2 separate regions of the Homo sapiens genome follow, and region 2 is linked to region 1. Evidence: chromatin contacts called from ENCODE Hi-C data. All regions are on one chromosome and are shown on one strand. The core of a region is the stretch at or near the end of the contact, and the rest is flanking DNA. Distances in the headings are between cores, read along the strand shown. Region 1 holds the start of CHRM1-AS1 (CHRM1 antisense RNA 1). Region 2 holds the start of PLAAT3 (phospholipase A and acyltransferase 3).

The links. Hi-C counts contacts between places; a loop is a spot of excess contacts on that map. Pooled maps may share reads with other maps.
Region 2: a loop to region 1 is called in a map of endothelial cell of umbilical vein, with 2.6 times the contacts of the local background. The contact joins the promoter of PLAAT3 here to the promoter of CHRM1-AS1 in region 1. A Hi-C loop is called at or near these places in 2 of 168 maps with a recorded cell type or tissue (chondrocyte and endothelial cell of umbilical vein) and 2 of 50 pooled maps.

The regions. Positions count from the first base shown.
Region 1 is chr11:62,907,145-62,911,271 of GRCh38, forward strand. CHRM1-AS1 (CHRM1 antisense RNA 1) reads left to right here and starts at 2,263. Exons shown (of 3, transcript NR_199052.1): 1 at 2,263-2,471; 2 at 3,459-3,701. It overlaps CHRM1 (cholinergic receptor muscarinic 1), which reads right to left. Exons shown (of 2, transcript NM_000738.3): 2 at 1,535-4,034. The coding sequence starts at 3,956. The coding sequence ends at 2,574.
Region 2 is chr11:63,612,676-63,616,802 of GRCh38, forward strand. It overlaps PLAAT3 (phospholipase A and acyltransferase 3), which reads right to left and starts at 1,758. Exons shown (of 5, transcript NM_001128203.2): 1 at 1,710-1,758; 2 at 1,325-1,393. The coding sequence starts at 1,339. LNCROPM (lncRNA regulator of PLAAT3 mediated phospholipid metabolism) reads left to right here and starts at 3,633. Exons shown (of 4, transcript NR_199012.1): 1 at 3,633-3,737. RefSeq lists silencers at 1,811-1,890, 1,911-1,970.

The DNA.
Region 1 (4,127 bases), core at 1,013-3,512:
GTGGGAAGGGGATATGGGGTTTGGATCCTTCCAAACAGGAAGGTCCAAACAGCAGGGTCATTCTCACAGTGCTGTAGTTCCTGGCTAGCCTATCCTGTTTAGATCTTCAATGGATACCATTTCCTATCGTGTTGGAAGCTTTCTTCCAAAGGCTTCTGGGAGTCCCAACGGCTATAAGGGGGCTGAATCTCCACTCCTCTCTCTGCAAGGGCTTAGCTCCACCCAGGACCTCATCCCTCTAGGCCAATGATTCTCAAACTTTACCCTGCATCAGAACACCTAGAGGGCTTGTTAAAAATAGGTGGCGAGTTCCACAGAGTTTCTGATTTAGTAAATCTAGGAGGACCCTGAGAATTCTCATAGCTAACAAGTTCCCAGGTGATACTGGGGCTACTGGTCAGAACCACTGTGAACTGAAAGATTCACTCAGCAAGTCTGGATTATCCGAATCCTGCACATTTGCACATTTCAAAGAAAGGTTTGGCCTTGCCTGGCTCCTGGAAGATAACACTAAACCCTTGGAATATCCTGCCTGGTAAGTGTTTTTGCTTACCTTTGCTCCTTGGGCCACATGGTATCAGTTTAACTTCTGGAAGGGCTGGAGACTAAGTAAGGTCAGCCATGTGGGTGGTCAGCTATGCTTACACGATCAGCCTCCAGTAAGAACATTGGACACCAAAGCTCTGGTGAGCTTTCTTGGTTGGCAGTACTTCATTTTTTTTTGTCATACATCATTGCTTGGAAGATTGGGCACTGTCTGCACGACTCCACTGGGAGAGGACAGCTGGAAGTTTGTATCTGGTCTCTCCTGGTCTCTGCTCTGTGCACCTTTTGCTGTTGCTGTTTTATGCTCTATGTTCTTTCACTGTAATAAACTGTGAGGATAATAACTTTGCTGAGTTCTATGCATCATTCTAGCAAATCACTGAACCCAATGATCGTCTTGGAAACCACTACTCCAGGCTACGGGATTAACCTCTCTAGAATTCCTTTGCGTTGGGCTTTGGGGACCCTTCACCAAAGAAGTGCCTTATAACCTGACCTGAGGGTCATCCTGATGGAGTGTTTTGGCCTAAATACTTTAGGCTGTCATCTACTCAGTCCAGAGGTCAGGAGGTTATGAATTGCCTGGAAGTCTGGGTGTTGCTCTGTGGGGTAACCCTGAACAATCCTCCTGGATCTCTGGGCCTTATCTCCTCATGTGTAAATGGGGGTTTGGAAGAGTTCTGTTCTCCCCGGGTATGGCAGAGCCAATAGAGAATATGCAGGGATGTGGGCAGGGTTGGTTTATTTCACCTAGCTGCCTCACTTCCAGAGGTCAGGTCTGCCTTTTATAGCCCCACTCACCTGAGCCAGGGACTCCACGGTGCTGGGGTCCCCAGGCTTTAGTAGATCCAACCATGCAGTGCTGGCCCTCCTAGAACCACTTTCACGGCCACGGCCCACATTCCAAAGTACTTGGGCCCTCCCTGCCCCATTCAGCCCTGGCCTGAGACCAAGGCCTTGAGCCAACACAGTTAGGAAGGCCCCTTAGTGCCCGCTGGTTATGTGGCTTTATTCACAGACTCAGCACTTGCTGAGGATGAAAGGAAAGAACATTTGGGGCCAGGCTGGGCCTGGAGATCCGGGTGGCTGGGAGGCCATGCATGGGTTGGATTGGGGAGCTCACAGGAGAGAACCTGCTGGCTGGGCCAGGCCTGTGTGGGGCAGGGCCGGAGGCAGGCAGCATGCGGGAGGCCTGGCTAGATCTGCATGGAGCAGATCCATCCAGGTGGTGGCTGTGAGCCAGGAGGGAGGGACTGAGGCTTCTCTGGGGCAGGGGGTATGGATTTGCGGCTGGATAGCAGGCACACTTGACTCCCACTCCCAGGAAAATGATATTGTAGGACAGTCAGGACACCTGGCTCCTGGTCCTGTTGCTGCCTCGGGACTTGATATGTGACTAGCCAAGCCGGACCCTTCCAGTGTCATTGTCTTGCTGATGCTTGGACATTTGCCTTGGAGTTGACCCACCTAGGGACCCTCTGAGGACATTTGTGGACAATCCTGGAGAGTATGCCTAGGGCCCAGGTGGGCGGGCTCTGCCTATGAAGCGAGGGGATTCCCCAGCTCCCTGTCATCTGGCTTTTCTCCCAGCGGCCAGTTCAGTTTCTGGCTGTGCCCCCCAGGGGGCACCATCTCACACCGCAATCTGGGCCGCTGCTGGGCCAAGGAATACTTAATGTTAAGCCTTCTTTCTCCTGGCCCGCCCTGCTGGCTCCTGACTTCCTGCCTAAAGGCAAACAAGGAGTCCAAAGCCCGGATCCTCCTCCCGGGCCTTCTTCCTGGTGAAGAGCGCATTCCCACCCAGCAGGGAACAGAAAAACCAGTTCCCCGGGTTTCCCTCCCTGCCTGGGAATAGCGAAGTCTGGAAAGTTGGCAGGGTCTCTCTGGGCTGCCCAGGAAGGTGACCCAGGGTCCTGGGAAGCCAGGTGAGGCCTGAGCAGGGCCCTGGGGCTGAGGATGCAGCCCCTGCCCTCTTCCCACCGGCCTTTCCCGGGGACTGGGGTGGAGGGATGCAGGAGAGGGGACTATCAGCATTGGCGGGAGGGAGTGCGGTGCACGGAGCCAGGGCGCTTGGGGATCTTGCGCCAGCGTCTCTTGTCCCAGCGGCAAAGCAGCAGCAGGCGAAAGGTGTCCCGGAAGGCTTTGTTGCAGAGTGCGTAGCACATGGGGTTGATGGTGCTGTTGACGTAGCACAGCCAGTAGCCCAGCTCCCACAGGGTCTCGGGAACACAGTCCTTGCAGAAGGTGGACACCAGCACCATGATGTTGTACGGTGTCCAGGTGAGGATGAAGGCCAGGAGGATGGCACTCAGGGTCCGAGCCGCCTTCTTCTCCTTGACCAGCGAGAAGGTCTTCCGCTTGGCCAGCTGCTCCTTTCCACGGGGCTTCTGGCCCTTGCCAGCTCGATCACGCCCTTTCTTAGTCGGCCTCTTGACTGTATTTGGGGAGCTCCGTGGGGGCTGCTTGGTGGGGGCCTGTGCCTCGGGGTCCACCATTGGCATCTTGATCACCACTTCGGAGCCAGGCTCCTCTCCCTCTGAGGATGTGAGGGACTCCATGGAGCCTTCGTCCTCTTCCTCTTCTTCCTTCCAGCTGTAGGCCTGCAGCAGCCTGGGGGCCCGGCAGCAGCGACAGCAGCGGCCTGGAGGAGTCTCTGGTGAGCCCTCAGCCCCTGGCTGAGACCTCTCTGAGCTGCTGCTGCTGCCACCCCCTTTGCCTGGCGTCTCGGAGCCCTGAAGGGCTGCCAGCTCCCGTGCTCGGTTCTCTGTCTCCCGGTAGATGCGCCAGTAGAGCGTGCACATGACTGTGACAGGGAGGTAGAAGGCAGCCATGGCTGTGCCAAAGGTGATGATGGGCTGGGAGAGGAACTGGATGTAGCACTGCCCAGCTAGCACTGTCCGCTCCCCTACCAGGTACTGCCAGAAGAGGATGGCTGGGGCCCAGAGCACAAAGGAAACCAGCCAGGCCAGGCCGATCATCAGAGCTGCCCGGCGGGGTGTGCGCTTGGCACGGTAGCTCAGGGGCCGAGTCACGGAGAAGTAGCGGTCAAAGCTGATGAGCAGCAGATTCATGACGGAGGCATTGCTGGCCACATAGTCCAGGGCCAGCCAGAGGTCACAAGCCAGCGTGCCCAGAGCCCAGTGGCCCATGAGCAGGTACGTGGTATAGAGGTTCATGGAGAAGGTACCGATGATGAGGTCAGCACAGGCCAGGCTCAGCAGGAAGTAGTTATTGACTGTCTTGAGCTCCGTGTTGACCTTGAAAGAGATGAGTACCAGCAGGTTGCCTGTCACTGTGGCTAGCGACAGGAGGCCCGTGGTGATCCCAATGAAGGCCACTTGCCAGGGACCCTTTCCTGGTGCCAGGACGGTGATGTTGGGGCTGACAGCAGGTGGGGCTGAAGTGTTCATGGTGGCTAGGTGGGGCTGGGGTTGGAGAGCCCCTTCCTCCAGGCACGCTACAGGGCTTCCTCAGGGGAAAGTCATCACCTGAAAAGAGAGGACATGGGCTTTGGTTGGGCCACTGGACATTTCTGATAGACCTTATTGGAAGATGCTAGGGATGTAATTCTTGCCCTTGCA
Region 2 (4,127 bases), core at 508-3,007, 710 kb after region 1:
TGATACCATCCTACATCTAAGTTTTTCCTTTTTTCAAAAATACATTAATGTGATTAAAACCTACTAATCCATTTTTTTTCCTGCTTTTGCACTCACATTTACTTTTTCATTTTTAATTTTTTTACTCTCATGATTACATATATAAGGTTTTTACTGTCATGATTACATATACGAGGTTCAATAAAAGAAAATGCTCACTGTGTTTCTTTCTGGACATTATTACTATTCATTGCATGATTATTGCTAAAAATAATGTTATCAGATAGAGAATGATATTAAAAAGTGACCACTCCAGGTGTCAAACAAACATGCCAGATACACCCTGACACCAGGCAAAACTCTTTATATGGACTGAGATAATAACAACAGTGAATTATGGTTGAGCACTCAAAATGTGTGCTAGGCATTGTTCTGGGCACTTTCTGAGTATTAAGTGATATAATCTTCACTCTGCGGCAGGGCTCGGTGGCTCACGCCTGTAATCCCAGCACTTTGCGAGACCGAGGCGGGCGGAGCACGAGGTCAGGAAGTCGAGACCATCCTGGCTAACACGGTGAAACCCCGTCTCCACTAAAAATACAAAAAATTAGCCAGGCGTAGTGGCGGGCGCCTGTACTCCCAGCTACTCGGTAGGCTGAGGCAGGAGAATCGCTTGAACCCGAGAGGCGGAGGTCGCAGTGAGCCGAGATCATGCCACTGCACTCCAGCCTGGGTGACAGAGCGAGACTCCGTCTCAAAAAATAAAAATAAAAATAAAAATAAATAAATAAAACAAAACCTTCACTCTGGGAAACAGTGGATTTGAACTTGATGAGAGTCTCACAACCAGATGCTCAACACTAGGAGGGTCCACCTCCAAATCCCATCCTCTGAATCCCTCTGCTGCGGTCCGGCCAGGCGGAAGGGGGGCAGTCGCCAAGCACAGTTAACGCTGGGACTCCGCTGGCAGGGCTGGTCATGGGATGAGTCAGCTGACATAGCCCCCAAGGCCTGTCCCGCTGTCCGGGTGTGGCTCCGGAGGGCAGCGCCAGATTTCTGCGGACAGACCTGCCCTGGCCACCTCCCTCCTGAGGGTCCCGCCTTCCGCTGGGCGCGTTTCAGGCAGGGCGCCCCCACACCGGCCCCCGGAAGGACGCGCCGAGACAACTCCCAACAGGTGCGCGCCGACCCGCAGCTGACACCGATGCCTCGCAGCTGACAGAGGTGCGGGCCCCACATCCTCGAGGCTCCTCTCTCGGAAGCAGTAATTCAGGCTCCGAGACAACGAGTCCCCACTAACAGGGGGCTCCCAGCCCCGCCCAGCCCCGCCTCGCCCCGCACTTACAATGGGCGCACGCATCTTCCCTCGCGGTGTGGACCCTCAAGGCCAGGCTCGATTTCGCTGCGTAGATGTCTGAGGCAGGGGGAGCAGGGATTTATTGTCATTAACAGGAAACTGCGTCTCCAGACCCCACGGGACTGCGGCTTCTGTTGGGCAGGGCGTGAGAGGCGCGCCTCGGACCCCAGGAACAACCACCTCGCTCCCTTTAACAACTTTCTCGCCGGGGCCCGGCGGGCGCCCAGGAGGCTGCAGGTGCCAGCGGGCGGCTCGGCAGGCTAGTCTACACCCGCCCTACCCAATTAGATCTCTTCCTCGCGGAAGGGGAGAAGCATCCCAGGCACCTCGCCCGGCCTTATCGCACCCTTCCAGGAAGACCCGATCCACCCACCTCGCGGTCTCGGAGGCAGCGCTGCAGCCCCAGCAATTGGACCGGGTCTAATGGCCGCGGTGGCCGGGCCGGCGTGAGGTCACCCGGCCCCTCCCCGCGCCGCCGGCTAATGAGAGCCTCGCAGAGCGCCCGGCCCCGGTCCCGAGCCCGGCGACTGCAGGACGCCCGCGCCCCCGGCACCGCCTCTTCCCGCCTCACCCATGCCCTGCGCGCCCAGCATCCAGGAGTCGCACACACTCGACCTCTGCACACACATCACACTGCAGGGCCATGATGGGTTTACTTTCGCCTTCACTCAAGAATGGGCTTATAGTTTAAAAACTGAAGGAGTTAAAAATATACCACCAAGGGCCGGGCGCGGTGGCTCACGCCTGTAATCTCAGCACTTTGGGAGGCCGAGGCGGGCAGATCACGAGGTCAAGAGATCGAGACCATGCTGGCTAACACGATGAAACCCCGTCTCTACTAAAAATGCAAAAAATTAGCCGGGCGTGGAGGCATGCGCCTGTAGTCCCAGCTACTCGGGAGGCTGAGGCAGGAGAATCACTTGAGCCCGGGAGGTGGGGGTTGCAGTGAGCCAAGATCGCGCCACTGCACTCTAGCCTGTGCAACAAAGCGAAACTCAGTCTCAAAATATATATATGTGTGTATATATATGTATATATATGTGTATATATATGTGTGTATATATGTGTGTATATATGTGTATATATGTGTATATATGTGTGTATATATGTGTGTATATATGTATATGTGTATATGTGTGTATATATGTGTATATATGTGTGTATATGTGTGTATATATATGTGTGTATATATGTGTGTATATATATGTGTATATATGTGTATATATGTGTATATATGTGTGTGTATATATATGTGTGTATATATGTGTATATATGTGTATATATATGTGTGTATATATGTGTGTATATATGTGTGTATATATGTGTGTATATATGTGTGTATATATATGTGTGCATATATATGTGTGTATATATATGTGTATATATGTGTGTATATGTGTGTGTGTGTGTGTGTGTGTGTATATACACACCACCATGGCATATTGGCTGTTTTGAATTAAAGGCATTTAAAACTCAGCAGGTGCAAGAAGACCCCTTTTCTGTGTCTTAAAAGCAGATGAAATTTCCATGTTGAAGGACACCTTCCTTATACTAGAAGAAAAAGCAACATCCTTATCCTCAAAGAGGAGATGTTGAGACGGAAAGAATTCTGTACAGACCTTGTTGAAATAACTTTTTTCATTTTTTACTTTTTGGGGTTTTTTGTTTTTTTTTTTTTGAGACAGTCTCACTCTGTCACCCAGGCTGGAGTGCAGTGGCTCTATCTCAGCTCACTGCAACCTCTGCCTTCCGGGCAAGCGATTCTCCTGCCTCAGCCTCCGGAGTAGTTGGGATTACAGACGTGCACCACCGCGCCCAGCTAATTTTTGTATTTTTAGTAGAGACAGGGTTTCAGCATGTTGACCATGCTGGTCACGAACTCCTGGCCCCAAATGACCCACCTGCCTCAGCCTCCGAAAGGGCTGGGATTACAGGCGTGAGCCACCACTCGGCCCATTTTTTACTTTTTAATTGACAAAAATTGCCACGTATTTGTCATGTACAACATGTTGTTTTGAAATATGTATACATTGTGGAATAACTAAATCGAGCTAATTAACATATGCATTACCTCACATACTTCTTTTGTGGTGAGAACACAAAACCTCTCCGTAATTTTCAAGAACATAGTACATTGTTATTTACTATAATCACCATGTTGTGCAATAGATCTGGTGAACTTATTCCTCTATTCCTCCTAACAGAAATTTTGTACCCTTTGACCAACATCTCCCTGACACCCCCCTGTTCCCCCCAACCGCCGTAACTGCCATTCTACTCCCTACTCGTGGGTTCCATTTTTTTAGATTCCATATATAAGTGAGATCACAAAGTATGTGTCTTTCTGTGCCTGGCTTATTTCACTGAACGTAATGTTCTCCAGGAAAATAACTGTTATCTGGTAAGCCTCCCCACATAATTTAGTTGCATCTTTTTAATTTTTATTTTTATTTAAATAGAGACAAGGTCTCAAACTCCTGGACTCAAGTGATCCTCCCTCCTTGGCCTCCCAAAGTGCTGAGATTACAGGCGTGAGCTACCGGGCCCCGCTCTTAGTTGCTTCATTACAACTTACTATTCTTTGTCCAATTCGGTGTAGAAGTAACTGACACCAACTACTTCTTTGGGTCTTCATTTCCTTATGAGGGCTCCTGTGTTGCAGGACGCAGAGGAGTAGAGAGACCAGTATAGGCCGGGCGCGGTGGCTCACGCCCGTAATCCCAGGACTTTGGGAGGCCGAGGCGGGTGGATCACGAGGTCAGGAGATCGAGACCATCCTGGCTAACACAGT